Regions from separate parts of the Homo sapiens genome. Here all the other regions are linked to region 3. The links are chromatin contacts, found by Hi-C in ENCODE. All regions are on one chromosome and are shown on one strand. The core of a region is the stretch at or near the end of the contact, and the rest is flanking DNA. Distances in the headings are between cores, read along the strand shown.

Region 1 (2,903 bases), core at 30-2,529, 170 kb before region 3:
TCATTTGATATTTTAAAAGTTTATATTTGATTAGCTTAAATTTTTAGCAAGATAGTACTTTAGAAGAATTTCCTTTGAACTGGTTAACATTTTCTCATAGAATGTGTTTAAGGTCACATTTGGGAACTTGTGTAAGTAATTTTCTTGGGTAGAAAATGTATAAAATACAAGTCTATTTTAGCAGAAGTAGATATATAAATATTTAAATATATTACTAAACCAGGTGTGGTGGCTCAAGCCTATAATCCCAATATTTTGGGAGGTCAAGTTGGGAGGACTACTCGAGCCCAGAAGTTCCAGACCAGCCTAGGCAACCTAGTGAGACCCTGTCTCTACAAAAAATATAAAATTAGCTGGATGTGGTGGTGCATGCCTGTAGTCCCAACTACTTGGGAGGCTGAAATGGGAGCATCGCTTGAGCCCGGGAGGTCAAGGCTGCAGTGAGCCGTGATTGCACCACTGTACAATGAGACCCTGTCTCATATACGTATATATATACGTATATATACATGAATATATATGTATATACGTATATATATACATGTATGTATACATACATACACACACACACACACACACACACACACACAGGCACAGTATTTTGAGATAGCGTTTTAAAAAATCAGCCTAAATATCTTTAACGTTGTTACTGGTAGTACTTAATTCTTGGTAAATCAAACATTTAATGTTTTCTACATTGCTTTTGATTATATTGTTTAGTGTCATTTTATGACTTTTTGCATTTGAAATTTGTATGACAGGATAGAATTGAATTTGAATGGGTTCTAATTTATTTGGTTATGGGTAATACCTTTTTTATTACCTCATTAATGTATTCTGGAATTTAAAAACAATTTTTTTATAAACTGCTTATATAAAGGAGTTAAAGTTCATATTTCAAAATTTACTATTATGTGTAGTGATTCTGAAGATGGGGAGAAGGAAAATGAAAAATCTAAAACTTCAGATTCTTCAAATGACGAATCTAGTTCAATAGAAGACAGTTCTTCCGATTCTGAATCAGAGTCAGAACCTGAAAGTGAATCTGAATCCAGAAGAGTCACTAAGGTAAGAGATTATACATTTGTTGTAATTGAAGGTAAATATTCTTATAGCAACTAAAATAGACAACACCATCCTCATCTACTCCTGTGATTTTATTTTTTCTAGATAAGCCTTTCCCTTATAACCCAACTCTGCAGAAATGCTAGAAACTTTAAAAAATCTCATCCCTTGCCACTGAAATCAAGGAACTCTTACGCATATGACCTTTTTTGTTCTTGGCTAGGTTGTGACAAGGGGGGGGTTTTGCTGAAGGGGAAGTGAAAGGAAGTCACAAAAATAGTATTGAGCAAAGAATTATAAGTGTACATACATCATAAGAAATTGAGACTATTCACTTTTTAAAAATATTGGGCATTTTGCATAATAGAGTGTGTTTTAAGGCTTCAATTAAAGAGTATACATTCTTTAGTTAGTAAGAATTTGCGTAGCCATTTATTTAAAAACAAATGGAACCACTTATATAATAAAATAATAATGCTTTTTGGTAATAACATTTTTAACACTGAATTTTGCCTGCTTAGCAGGAAAAAAATAAAGTATAAATTGCAAAAATATAGTTATTAATATAAAATGTATTCTATCTGATTTCAAGTCTAGTTAAAAGAATAAAAATATAGAATTCAGACCTAACGATAATTATCTTTTTGGTCTTTAATAATCACCCCCTTCCTATAACTGGACCATGTTCATGCTAGACTTCAAGTATAGTATTTTTATATACAACTGTGTTATTCTGTTTGTTGAAAATATGGCCAAACTCTGCCTTTGATTCAGTTCAATTTCTTCTTAATCCAATATTGTTTTCGTTTATTTGTTCTGTTAACTGGAATCTCTTCAATATGTTATCTGAGTAGGCAAGGATGAAAATTAATTTATTGAAGTAGACAATTGCCCTCCCCCATCCAGAGATTTATTGTTAAAGAATGTTTTAAAAATTGGCTAGTATTTGTCTTGCCTTATTTCACATTTTCTTGCATATATTAAAACCTATCTTAAACTTGAATTTATATTTAAAACTTGTGTCTGTATATAAAATAACCTGAGATTTTTATTTTTAAAAAATTCACATAAAATCTTAAGAGATTTTATGGTTTATTAATCTGGCCTCATATAAAAACTTATCACTTAGTGAGTCTGATGTACTCTCATTTCATACTTACATCAAATTACCAGAAAGTTTAAAATGTTATTGAAAATAAAGAGAGTTACAAATCGACAGTAAATACAACCCAGAGTAAGAAGTATTTTTTAAAAATGACAGAACAAGAAATCAGTGAGTGTCAAGTGGTAGAAGTTATTCTTAGGAAATTTTGTAACAGTTGAAAAATTATAGACTTCAGTGCCTCTGTAGTATTAGAAGCAGAGCTTTAGGATCCCATTAAAAAGCCACAGTGGTTGAACATCATGTTGTGTTGTACCCCTTCCTCCCCCTGAAAAAAACAAAAGAAGATAAAAACCACAGGGGCACTCCAGGTCAGTGATTCTGTTTGTTTCTTCTTTGTCAAAGACTTTCAGTGATCAGATTAAATCTCTTGATAGTTAAAAATATTTTCCTATAGAACGTCAGTATAAAAAACCTCAAACTATTGCAGTGAACCAAGGCCTTTGAGAAATTCGGGTTTCGCTCACATTGTTGATAGTTTTGTGTTCATGTGTTTCCCTTAGGTGGCTTATTTTCTTTATATTAGAATGCCTTTTCCCATCTATAATAGGCATACAGGACTGTGGAGTTTTTTGCTTTAGTTTAGCAACTGGAATAAGTACTCTCCACCTTGGAGCTACCATAACTACTTATTTATTTCTGTTTCTTTCTGAATGATTTGGTGTATACCATGCAA
Region 2 (2,700 bases), core at 67-2,566, 220 kb after region 3:
AAAGTGCTGGGATTACAGGCGAGAGCCACCGCGCCTGGCCGACTTGGCTTTTTTAGAAGTGTAATAACTGCATTATACTCTTGACTCAAATTGAGCTTGCAGACAACTTAGCTATTTTCCCCATGATGTTCACAAGGCAGTCCTACTTTATCTAGTAATTGTATAGTCTCACTTAAAAACAAAACAAAACCCCTCACATGCAGAACTTTACCCTATCCATCTGTGTTTCCTTCTGTTTTTCTCAGACTTAGCCAAACCAGTTGCAATGAGAGGTTTCTAGTGAACGATACCGCAAAGGTTGTGAGATGAGAGCATGATTACTATGTTGACAGCTCAAGTTGGGAAGGGTATCATTTTAGAGAGAGATGATGATGATCTCAGTTTTCAGCCTGCTTCAGTTGCTAGTGGGGATGTCTAAATAGAGATGTTACAAAGGCAGTTAGAGATATGGGTCTGGACAGAGGATAAAAAGTCAAATGTACAGACAGATTTGTGATTTTAGGTGGTAATTAAAACTGTCAGAGTGTTTTGTATGGAGATGAAGCAGCTGTGGGAGGTGCTATTGCTTTCTCATATAAACTCAAGCAGAAGCTATTCACAGTGTCTTTAGCCCTTTCAGTAGTATGCACTTTTTAATCTCACTGACATCTCAGGACCTTTGAGGGACCTTTTAAGGGACAGGTTAGAGGATTCGTGAAATAATGAGTTTTATATTTGTGTTTTTTGAATTTTCATTCTAAGATTTATTCATTTATTAATCCTTGAGATTCATAGTATTGAAAAAAGTGATACTGATTTTATGTTTGACATGCATCATTTTAGCTGTTTATAAAATGTCTAACTTATTTTTTAAAATTAATTAAAGCACATATTCTACTTCAGCAATTAATAAAACTTGAACTGTCTCCAGTTTAATGGATTAATTAATGGTTACTGAGAAACTATAAGGTAACAAATACCATGAAATTAAACATTCATTTTCTTTCATTTAGGATACAAGAAATTGAGAACATGTTGCTTCCGGTGGTGGGAACTGAGTGGCTGGGGTCAGGGTGTGTAGGTGGTGGGTTGCCTTTTCACAGTATATTCTTTTGTGCTATTCAGATATTGAACCATGGAATGATTTTACCTTGGGAACAGATCAAAGAAATTTAAATTTTGAAAATTGCTTCATTTACTTTAAACATACGATTGTATTTTCTGTAGAAAATATTGACACTTGAAGTTAGAAGTCATGATTTCACATCCTGTTTTCATCGTTTCTTGGACAGCTGGCTTTTCACTTCTTTGAATTGCAGGTTCTCATTTGAAAATGAGGCTGACGATAGTTGCCCTGCTTACCACGCAGGGTAATTATGAGTTATTTCATTCAGCAAATATATCTGTGAGGCATATATTCTGCTAGGTGTGATATGAGACATATTTTCACACCTTGGGGGATTTATTTTTAATTGTCGAAGTAGACAAAATTTCAACCTATTGTGATGATGCAGATAAATATGCTATGAAGATACATAGACAAAGGATCCACAGTGTCAGCTTGGGAGAGTGGAAGGATTGATGTTAGAGTGGTCCTCCTGGAAGACAGGACATTTATTTGAGTTAAGTTTTGAAGAATGAGTTGGTTGGGAGAGGATGAGGAGAGGAGACATTCCATTCAGAACAAGCAGCATCTCCAGCCCCATCTCATTTTATGTGTTTCTGGGTAGCACACTTTTGTTTTATTTTAAGTTTTGTTAGGAGAGGATACTGTAGCAGGTTCTTCCTTAGTTTTGCTGACTGTTGACATCTTAACTATAATTCTCAAGTTTGGGAACAGTGAAAAATCTCACTTAGGACTTTATAATGACCACAAGGATTGGTGGAAAATGACTAAAACTCACTGAATTTTAACTACATACATTGTACTGTATAGACCATTAGCACTAAATCATCAGCTTCTGATGTCAACCTTAGTTCTTCCGTACTAAGGAACTAGTGAGAATTCTTAATTAATGCAGTTGACTTGCATTTTTCCAATTGACTTTTTTCTTCCTGCATCCAAGTAGTAAGTGGATACACTTCCTGGTGCCATATTGTTTCCTTTGAAGCACAGTGAAACTTCTTACCCCATAATGGTCTATAGATTTAGTATCTAGCTACTTAATTCCCACTCTCCATTAAGTTGCAGTTTATAGGCCTTGATATTTTACTATTCAACACCTAATATCCTGTAAGTTACAGAAATACTTTGAAAATGTGATGTAGATAGAAGGTAATATTATTTATTCTGAGTATTATCCTTTAGTAGCCACCATGATTATTAAAAACAAAGTGGTCTTGGTTTGTTTTTTGTTTTTTTGAGACAGAATTTCACTCTTGTTGCCCAGGCTGGAGTGCAGTTGTGCGATCTCAGCTCACCACAACCTCTGCCTCCTGGGTTTGAGGGCTTCTCCTGCCTCAGCCTCCCGAGTAGCTGGGATTACAGGCCTGCGCCACCTCGCCTGGCTAATTTTGTATTTTTTAGTAGAGACAGAGTTTCTCCATGTTGTTCAGGTTGGTCTGGAACTCCCGACCTCAGGTGATCTGCCGGCCTCAGCCTCCCAAAGTGCTGGGATTACAGGCGTAAGCCACTGCCCCCGGCCTTTTTTTTTTCTTTTGAGACAGAGTTTCGCTGTTGTTTGCCAGGCTGGAGTGTAATGGCACGATCTCAGCTCACTG
Region 3 (3,066 bases), core at 394-2,893:
AGAGCTGAGAATGGTGACATCTTAAGAGCTTAGACTTCTATTCCTACCCAGAGCAGGATAGAAGCCCTTCCTGGCCTGTCAAAAGACCGGCATTCTCCCCTCAGAATGAACTTCTTTGTTTCGTTTTGAAAGTTTCTGTTCTTTCATAAGTCACTTAATCTTCCTGAGGCTGTTTTTCCCCTGAGAAATGCTAATTAGATTTTCATGTGCTTTATAATTTATTATTATTTTTCATTAAGGTAAAATTCATATAACAAAATTTACCACTTTGAAGTGTACAATTCAGTGGCATTTAGTACACTTACAATGTTGGGCAAGAGCCACCTCTATCTAGTTCCAAAACATTTTTATCACCCCAAAAGAAAACCCTGTACTAAGCAGTCACCCCCTCTTCCTGCTTCTTCCTAGCCTCTGGCTACCACCAATCTGCTTTCTGCCTCTATGGATTGACCTACTTTGAGTATTTCATATAAATGGGATCATATAATATGTGATCTTGTGTGTCTTGCTTCTTTCACTTAGCATAATGTTTTCTGGGTTCAGCCACACTGTAGCATGTTTCAATACTTTGTTCCTCTTTTTTCTGAGACGGAGTCTCACTTTGTTGCCCAGGCTGGAGTGCAGTGGCACAATCTCGGCTCACTGCAACCTCCACCTTTCAGGTTCAAGCAACTCTCCTGCCTCAGCCTCCAAGTAGCTGGGATTGCAGGTGCACGCCACCACCTCACCCAGCTAATGTTTATATTTTTTAGCAGAGACAGGGTTTCACCATGTTGGCCAAGCTAGTCTTGAACTCCTAACCGCAAATCATCTGCCAGTCTCAGCCTCCCAAAATGCTGAAATTACAGGCATGAGCCACTGCGCCTGGCCCATTCCTCTTTATGGTTGACAAATATCCTATTGTCTGGATATACCACATTTTGTTTATCCATTCGTCTGTTGCTAGAGATTTTGGTGTTTTCACCTTTTGGCTATTGTGAATAGTGCTGATAGAAACATTCATGTACAAGTATTAGTTTGAGTAACTATCTTCATAATTTATTATTTTTAAATGTACCACCTCATTTGTTTTTCAAGTTAGGTTGAGAACAAGAAGTATTTTACTGACAAAAAACAAGCTCAGAGTGATTTGCTCAAGATTTCAAAGGTAGTAAGCAACCAAGAAAGTCAAAACTCCTGACAGAAACTCCAGTGCCCTTTCAACTTATACCACAGCTGTCTCAGCTGGCTTGAGAGTCAAAAAGGAGAATGTCTGCAAAAATGATTAGCAGGCTGTAAAGCACTGTGTATATAAGGTGGTGTTCGTAGTTAGTCTTTGATATGCCAACTGACGCTATGGGAGCAGTTTCCCTAGCGGGAGGTCAGCATGTGCTGTCTCTATTATGGCCAGAAGAGAGATTTTAGAATTGCAAAAGGTATAACAGAGTGGTTGGACACCAGCAAAGGAGTTTGACAAGGCTGTCACATCTGTTCAATATTTCTACTGAAATAATCATGGGTATTGCTGTTGATGGTTACCATAGTGGTATTAAGGTTGGCAGAAGGAGATGATGTAATCTCGAGTATGCTGATGACATCCTGGCTGCTGAGTCTGTGGTTTCTGCACCAGAAGAGCTGGCGCCTTGGACTGGGGATGATTTAGACGCCGATACTGGCAGCTGAGAAGCAGAATATTTTAGCAGCAGCACAAACTGGAAGTGAATAAGAAAAGCAAGTGAAGGGTTACGCTGCCATAGTTTATGATAGGTAGTGAGAGCCACAACCCTCTCGCCTGTAAAAGAGGAGAGCAAATGGCCTAGTAAGCATTCATGAGGGGTGATCCAGAGCATAAAATGTCGCTGTGGCCTCACCCTATCTTGCCATAGACCTTTTCTTGGTTCTAATTTAGACCCAGTGTCTGATTAGTATGAAATAGCTGTTAGCTGAGCCTCAATTTGCAGACTTTTACCAAAGGAAGAGATGAAGAGCAACATGGAAGTGTGGCTACTGTCAAGCTGAGTTAAACCCAGAGTGATGACGACAATATCTTGGTGAAGGAGAAGAATGACAACAGGCTGAAAGAAAGCATCATCTGTTTCCAGAATCCTGGAACACTTCCTGCTGAAATAACTCATTCTGTGTGTCTTCATTTTCTGACAAGCAAATCTTGAAGAACAGAACTGGCATTCGTCAGGGCAAACACTAGAAGTATGCGGGTCTCCAGAAGGATCTGTGACAGGGCTTGTGAAAACTGTGTTTTTGAAGAATTCATCGTCATGTGAAAGTTCTTAGAATCTTCTTTGAAATAAAAATAGATCTTTATACCAAAATGTTCTTATGATTTTGAAAATAACACCCACTCATTGCTGAAACGTACTGAAATATGTGAAAGATAAGAGGAACAAATCATGCTATTTTCACAATTAAGAAATAATTAATGTTATGCCTTATTTTTTTCCAATATTTTATCTGTCTACATTTATTTTCTATGTATTTGGGAACCTACTTTATGTTCAATTGGTTTTCTGCTTTTAAAAATTTCACGTTTGTACATGGTATATTTCTGGCTGCTTCTCTGGATCCAAGGGTCATTCTGGGCTTTGGATTTCCTGTAGAATGGCTGTAATATTCCAGTTAGAGCCGAGGAAACTCGAAGCCTGGACTTGTCCATTCTATTAAGATAGGACATGAGGCCCGGCGCAGCGGCTCACGCCTGTAATTCCAGCACTTTGGGAGGCCGAGGTGGGTGGATCACTTGAGATCGGGAGTTCAAGACCAGCCTGGCCCCGTCTCTACTAAAAATACACAAATCAGCTAGGCATAGTGGTGGTCACTTGTAATCCCAGCTACTCAGGAGGCTGAGACAGGGGAATCACTGGAACCTGAGAGGTGGACTTCGCAGTGAGCCGAGATCTCCCCACTGCACTCCAGCCTGGGCAGCAGAGCGAGACTCCATCTCAAAAACAAAACAAAACAAAAAAGATAGGACATGACAGATTCAAGAAAACCACTCTCTCTGGTATAGTTCAAAGTTGTTGATTTTCCTTGAATACGTAATATGGTGGTGAGCCTGTGGGAAACTTCTTC

Evidence for each region. A loop is a pair of places that touch in the nucleus more often than their neighbours do. Pooled maps may share reads with other maps.
Region 1: a loop to region 3 is called in a map with no recorded cell type, with 8 times the contacts of the local background. The contact joins two enhancer-like sites. A Hi-C loop is called at or near these places in 8 of 37 single-sample maps with no recorded cell type and 5 of 50 pooled maps.
Region 2: a loop to region 3 is called in a pooled map, with 7 times the contacts of the local background. The contact joins two enhancer-like sites. A Hi-C loop is called at or near these places in 4 of 37 single-sample maps with no recorded cell type and 4 of 50 pooled maps.

The regions. Positions count from the first base shown.
Region 1 is chr5:78,108,372-78,111,274 of GRCh38, reverse strand. AP3B1 (adaptor related protein complex 3 subunit beta 1) reads left to right here. Exons shown (of 27, transcript NM_003664.5): 20 at 921-1,068. Among named protein-coding and RNA genes, the nearest start is that of AP3B1, 180 kb to the left of the region's middle. Within about 2 kb of position 1,279, at least 3 of the 41 ENCODE cell types and tissues checked have a DNase peak (open chromatin) inside an H3K27ac peak, as active enhancers do.
Region 2 is chr5:77,717,772-77,720,471 of GRCh38, reverse strand. All of the region lies in intron 1 of TBCA (tubulin folding cofactor A), which reads left to right. Among named protein-coding and RNA genes, the nearest start is that of TBCA, 57 kb to the left of the region's middle. Within about 2 kb of position 1,316, at least 2 of the 41 ENCODE cell types and tissues checked have a DNase peak (open chromatin) inside an H3K27ac peak, as active enhancers do.
Region 3 is chr5:77,934,733-77,937,798 of GRCh38, reverse strand. All of the region lies in intron 1 of LOC101929154 (a long non-coding RNA gene), which reads right to left. Among named protein-coding and RNA genes, the nearest start is that of TBCA, 160 kb to the right of the region's middle. RefSeq lists silencers at 502-671, 2,592-2,766. Within about 2 kb of position 1,643, at least 3 of the 41 ENCODE cell types and tissues checked have a DNase peak (open chromatin) inside an H3K27ac peak, as active enhancers do.